Linked DNA regions of Homo sapiens: region 2 is linked to region 1. A link is an interaction called in ENCODE POLR2A ChIA-PET data of the cell type or tissue named here. Cell type or tissue: PC-9. All regions are shown on one strand. Each heading gives the region's core, and the rest is flanking DNA. Links, peaks and the distances in the headings are about the cores only. Region 1 overlaps NT5C1B-RDH14 (NT5C1B-RDH14 readthrough). Region 2 overlaps LOC105373456 (a long non-coding RNA gene).

Evidence for each region. ChIA-PET counts read pairs that join two places held together with the same protein. Peaks named below come from ENCODE experiments on the same cell type or tissue, not always from the same donor. Only the 100,000 strongest peaks of a DNase experiment are listed, where the experiment ranks them.
Region 2: POLR2A ChIA-PET joins it to region 1 with 15 read pairs; 2 of 35 experiments call an interaction of 5 or more read pairs at or near these places.

Annotation. Positions count from the first base shown.
Region 1 is chr2:18,575,340-18,578,262 of GRCh38, forward strand. It overlaps NT5C1B-RDH14 (NT5C1B-RDH14 readthrough), which reads right to left. Exons shown (of 11, transcript NM_001199104.2): 8 at 1,434-1,556; 9 at 845-1,029. NT5C1B (5'-nucleotidase, cytosolic IB) reads right to left here. Exons shown (of 9, transcript NM_033253.4): 7 at 1,434-1,556; 8 at 845-1,029. All of the region lies in intron 2 of LOC105373456 (a long non-coding RNA gene), which reads left to right. Among named protein-coding and RNA genes, the nearest start is that of NT5C1B, 13 kb to the right of the region's middle. In PC-9, for the core only: no CTCF peak of the experiment used is centred there; no DNase peak of the experiment used is centred there.
Region 2 is chr2:18,628,931-18,631,853 of GRCh38, forward strand. The region is part of intron 2 of LOC105373456 (a long non-coding RNA gene); the gene reads left to right. Among named protein-coding and RNA genes, the nearest start is that of NT5C1B-RDH14, 41 kb to the left of the region's middle. In PC-9, for the core only: no CTCF peak of the experiment used is centred there; DNase peaks (open chromatin) are centred at 1,361 and 2,231; H3K27ac peaks cover 338 bases.

The DNA.
Region 1 (2,923 bases), core at 302-2,801:
TGCTTTAATGAGAGGTGACTAAGTAGAAAAACTTTTCAACTTTCAATTAGTCTATTCATACTTTTATGAATTTATATAAAAATAACAATATTTAAGTTTAACTTAAGTTCAGGAAGAACTGAGAAAAAGAACAATTAAATTTCTTGGGAAAATTGATAGAATAAAATTAAAAGACCTATCAGTTTAGATTCAGATTAAGTGACATTTTGATTTCAGATTTCCTTTTGTTCAAAAGTTATAGGTTCTGTTCATTTTCGACCTTGATTTTAACACTTCAGTTCATGGATGGATTGAAAGGTACTCAACAGCACTAATCCAAAACAATCTAAATATTTAGTTTCAGTTTGATTACATATTCATAATTTGCACTTGTTTGAGGATCATTATTTGATTCAAGTTCTTAGTTGTGCATATTTTCTCAATTAAGCGATGCCTTTCTTGAGTTTGAAGTCAAGGACAGAGATTCAACAAATGCTTACTCTAATCTATTGGAAATGACCCTACTATTTTGAGAATTTATTATGTAGAAATGGCTTATTGATAAGCAGTATTTCCTGTTACTCCCAATTGGGAGAGGGCAGACTTCTTATCATGGGAAGATCATGCAAGTATTTCCAAAAGGATAGATAAAATAATGTGAAAATTAAAAATAAAGTTGTCAGCAGTGAATGCATCAAAGTGAGCCATTCATGAAAGAAAGAGAGAAAGCTCCAAAGATAAGACAGTAAGAAGGAGTGCCCTGCCTAGAATAACTTAAACATTCATCAGAATGGACCAATATTGATATTTATATATTAGAAAATAAATAAGTACATAAAAATTAATTAGCACTCATTGAACCTACCTGAGCAAGAGGCTTACTTTCACATAATGTATCATACTGGAAGAATTTGTCGAGCCCATGCTCCTTGGTAAAATGTTCAGACTCATCAGAGAAGAGGACAGCATCCCCATCAAAGGCTACACGGAGCTGAGTGTCACAGTAAGCCATGTCTTTGGCTCCATCAAACATTGTCGCAGAGGCAATACCTGATAGATCATGGAGACTGATTAATACTCTTCTCAGGTCCATGAGTTATAGTTTCTACCATTAAAAAAAACAAATTCTCCCAGACCTTATGTTTTCTCTCTAGCTATTACCTGATGGCTCAACTCCTCTTCACAACCACAGACCTCAGAACAGTTGTCTATGCACTGCCTCTGTTTCTATAGGGATGGAACATGTGAAATGGATTGTAGGACAATTACTGAGGATGTCCATTTCCAGGAAAGTCAAAGCTCTAAAGGACAGACTTAAGTGTTGCCCCATGTGGAAAAACTTCAGAAGAATATCCAACAAGACCATAAGCCTCATAATCATATGCGAAACTTAATGTAAGTCACCATTAGTGTAAACCTCTTTATTAACTAGAGGAATAAAATCAGACTAATACCTTCTTGTATTGCCTCTTGCACTTTTTCAGAATCTGCAGCAATATACAAGTTGGTAAGATATGCCTTCAAATAGCCAATGGGGTCTTTTCCCCCGGTCAGACAGAAGCGGTCAATCAGTAAGCCTATTATCAGGCAAGAAAGACTTTGTTATGACAGAGATTAAAGACAAAATGCCGTAAATCCAAGTAAAAGTTACCTTAGAGATAACTGAGTTTATTTGTAAATTCAACTGGCTTTATTTGTGAACCTAAAGGAAAGTTACCTTAGAAATAAACTTTAAAAATCATCTTATGGTACCAATATTTAAAATTCCTCAACTATTTTATGTAATAGTGGTTGTATTTGGTACATTACAGTTTATGGGCATAGTATATTCACATAGATCATGCCATTTTATTCTCACAAACATACTGAAGGTATTATTATCTTCATTACAGGAAAGGAAAGTTAGACATAAAGACTTATCTAACACACTGATTTAGATGCATAGAGCAGACTTGAGCCCAAGTGTTTGACTCTTGTCTGGGCTAGAACAGGGTACTTTTTCTTGAACTACAGCCTCCTCACTAACTGTAAAGGTCTATTAAGATGTGGCTCTCGAGATCGCGCCACTGCACTCCAGCCTGGTGAAAGAGCAAGACTCTGTCTCAAAAAAAAAAAAAAAAAAAAAAAGGCTCTATCTCAAAACCATACAATTACATGGAAAGTAAACAACCAACCTGCTCCTGAATGACTTTTGGGTAAACAATGAAATTAAGGCAGAAATCAAGAAATTATTTGAAGCTAATGATAATAAAGATACAACATACCAGAATCTCTGGGACATAGCTAAAACACTGTTAAGAGGGGAGTTTATAGCACGAAACACCTTCATTGAAAGTTAGAAAGATCACAAATTAACAACATAACATCACACCTAGAGAAACTAGAAAAAAAAAAGAAAGAAAAAAACTAACCTTAGAGCTAACAGAAGAAATAACCATAATCAGAGCTGAACTGAATGAAATTGAGATGGGAAAAAATATACAAAAGATCAAAAAACCAAAAGTTTGTTATTTGAAAGAACAAATAAGATTGATAGACTGCTAGCTAGACTAACAAAGAAAAACAGAGAGAAAAATCCAAATAAACACAATCAGAAATGACACAAGTGACATTACTACCAACCCCACAGAAATAGTAAAACAAAACAAAAACCCCTCAGAGATTGTTACAGACACCTCTATGCATAGAAACTAGAAAACCTAGAAGAAATAGATAAATTCCTAGAAAAATATAACCTCCCAAGATTGAACCAGGAAGAAACTGAAACCCTGAACTGACCAATAACAAGTTTCTAAATTGAATCAGTAATAAAAAGCCTATCAACCATAAACAGCCCTGGACCAGATGGATCCTCAGCCAAATTTTACCAGACATATAAGAAGAACTGGTATGAATCCTACTGAAACTATTGTAAAAATTATGGAGGAGAGACTCCTCCCTGACT
Region 2 (2,923 bases), core at 233-2,732, 54 kb after region 1:
GCCCCATTTTCCAACTGTGCTGGATCTCACGTGACTGTATAATTTAGCCTTTCCCTTTTGTTCCTCCTCCTCCCACTCAGAGGTACATGGGGATGGGGATACATAGGAACAGTCTCAGTTCTCTCCCACCTCACTGAAATCATAGAAAGTGGATAGAGACTCCTTTGGTGGATCACTAGAATTATACAGTTGTTTCATTGAGAATACTTAGATATCATTCATTCCAAAACTATTCATTTATAGATAAACAGTCTTCTAGGGAGGCTGATGATTACATTGGCTTTGGAGTTTGAAAATTGGAAGTTATCAAATGTTTAAAATGGAATTAATTTCAATTTGAAAATAAATGACTAGATTGCTTTTAATTTTTATAAATAACAATATTTTTAGGATTCAAACACAATCATACATTATATAAACCTACATATATATATATGTGTGTATATATATAGCCTACTATGCCTGGGCACATTTAACCCTCCCTATCTCCCTATGTGTTGTGTGCTATTAGTATTCCCATTTTGCAGATGATTTAACTGAAGAAAAAAGGTTATGAAACTTCCCTGAGAATAGAAAATAATAAATCTGTGGAGCTGGGTTTGAACTCAGGTATTTCTGCTTCTAGAAGAAGACCCACGTTCTAATTTTTTTAATATGTATCCACTAATGATTTATTCTTCATTTATTTTATCATATATTTTTTATTTTTCCATAAGTTTTTGGGGTACAGGTGGTATTTGGTTACATGAGTAAGTTCTTTAGTGGTGATTTGTGAGATTTTGGTGCACCCATCACCGAAGCAGTATACACTGAACCATATCTGTAGTCTTTTATCCCTTGCCCCCCTCCAATTCTTCCCTACAAGTTCCCAAAATCCATTGTATCATTCTCATGCCTTTGCATCCTCATAACTTAGCTCCCACATATCATTGCGAACATACAGTGTTTGGTTTTCCATTCCTGAGTTACTTCACTTAGAATAATAGTCTCCAGTCTCATACAGGTCACTGCAAATGCTGTTAATTCATTCCTTTTTATGGCTGCGTAGTATAATTTGAAAAGCTATTTTTTCTCCTTCAGGTCTAATGACAACATAGTGAAACAACAACTGGACCTTAGCAGGATTGATATTTAAATACAGAATTGCTGAAATATAAATGCAAAATCTGAATGTTAGTCTGTTTTGGGCAATGACAATGTACAGCTGTTAAATGTACAGCAAGATTTTTCTAGGCAACCCCTATTTTCTGGAACAGCTGGAACAGCCCCACTGATACCTGATTTATAGTTCAAGGAAATAAGTTTTGAAGGCTATGATTTGGCCACCTGCATCTAAATCTGTGTGATAATGAGTCACATCATGGATGCAATTCAGAGGTATTTGAAGAATTCATCTGTGACTTCTTGGCTGAGAGTTTCTCCAGAAGAGTACCAGGGAAAATTGCATGTTTTCCTCTACTTGGCTGATATCAGTACTTCTGAGATTAAGAAATTGTGAAAATCTAAGGATGGGAAGGTAAGTAAACAATGTCTGGACACAGGATGGTCCAAATTTGCATGATTACTATTTTTTTTTTCTAGAAAGAAGTAGAGTTACAGAATTGAATGAACTGAGAACAAATCTAAAGTCCTACCATAACCTTTGAGGGCCTCCTGATCTCACTCTGACTAGATTTTGACCTCTTTTCGGCCTCTCTCCCCAGTCTCCCTCCCCACTTTCTAACTGCACAGGCCCCTTGCTCTTATTCTCCTGCTCAGGCTTTGGCCATCCTTCCCTCTGTCCTATGGTCTCTGCCCCAGCAGGTCCACATGACTCACCCCCCACACTTCCTTCAGCTCTCTGTTCAAGTGTCACCCAGTTAGAGCAGACTTCCCTGACCACCATCCATAGGACTGGCACCCCACCCTAAGTCCCTCATTGTGCTTTTTTGTGCTTCATAGCCCTGTTATCATCTGACTTTTATCTTGTGCTTTGTTGTCTATTTCTGCAACTAAAGAGCAAGCTTAATGAGAACAGGGGCATTCTGTTTTGTTGTTCACTGATGTTGAATCTCCATACTAGAAAAGTGCCCAGGGACCTAATAAATATCTGTTGAAAGAATGAGTCAATGATGAAAGGAGAGCAATGTGAATGCATAGTATTTCCTTTTAGACTTGTTGAGGCTCTGTTGAGAACTTGAAGAGTGACCACTGGGTAGCCACAGCTGTCTTCACCAATCTCATGAAGTCACACTCTTTGCTGACCATACTGTGCCAGAGGGCTTGGCATGCTATTGTTCTTCTGAGTGGAGGACTTCAGGTTGTTTGTCTTAGTTCTGATTGTGCAAGGGAAATGAGCCTTTAAAAGACCTGGTGCCATCATATTTATCAGGGTGCTTTGGAGTCCTTACTCATTCACTCATTGATTTACCAAACATTTATGGAGCACTTACTGTGCTTCAAATGCTTAAGGGTCAGAGATGAATGTCTTGGGTTCCCTGCTTCCAAGGAATTGTCTAAGGTCTATCGAAGGAGGCAAGTGAAGAGAAAGTCACAATTCTGGATGATTAGCACTCTGTAAGGACAGGAAGTTGTGGAGCCTACAGGAGGTGTACCCAACCCAGCTTACAGGGAGTAGTGTGAAAGAACAGGCTTCCCAACAAGATAGAAAAACTTTGAAGGAAACTAAAGATTATTTAGGTGGAGGTGGTGGAAATCTTTCCAGAAAGAGAAAACAGGGTGTAAAACATCCAAGAGCTGAGAGAACTTGGCACAACTAAAACTGAAGTAGACTATTCTGCCTAGATAATAAAATACTCCAGATAGGAGAAGGAAGAGATGAAACTGGAGAAATAGTGCTTAATGCTGCAAGGAAAAATTAAGCTTATCAAAAGCAAATTCCAGAACTGCATGTATCTAGGCCTCTAGGTGGGTTTCCCAAGGA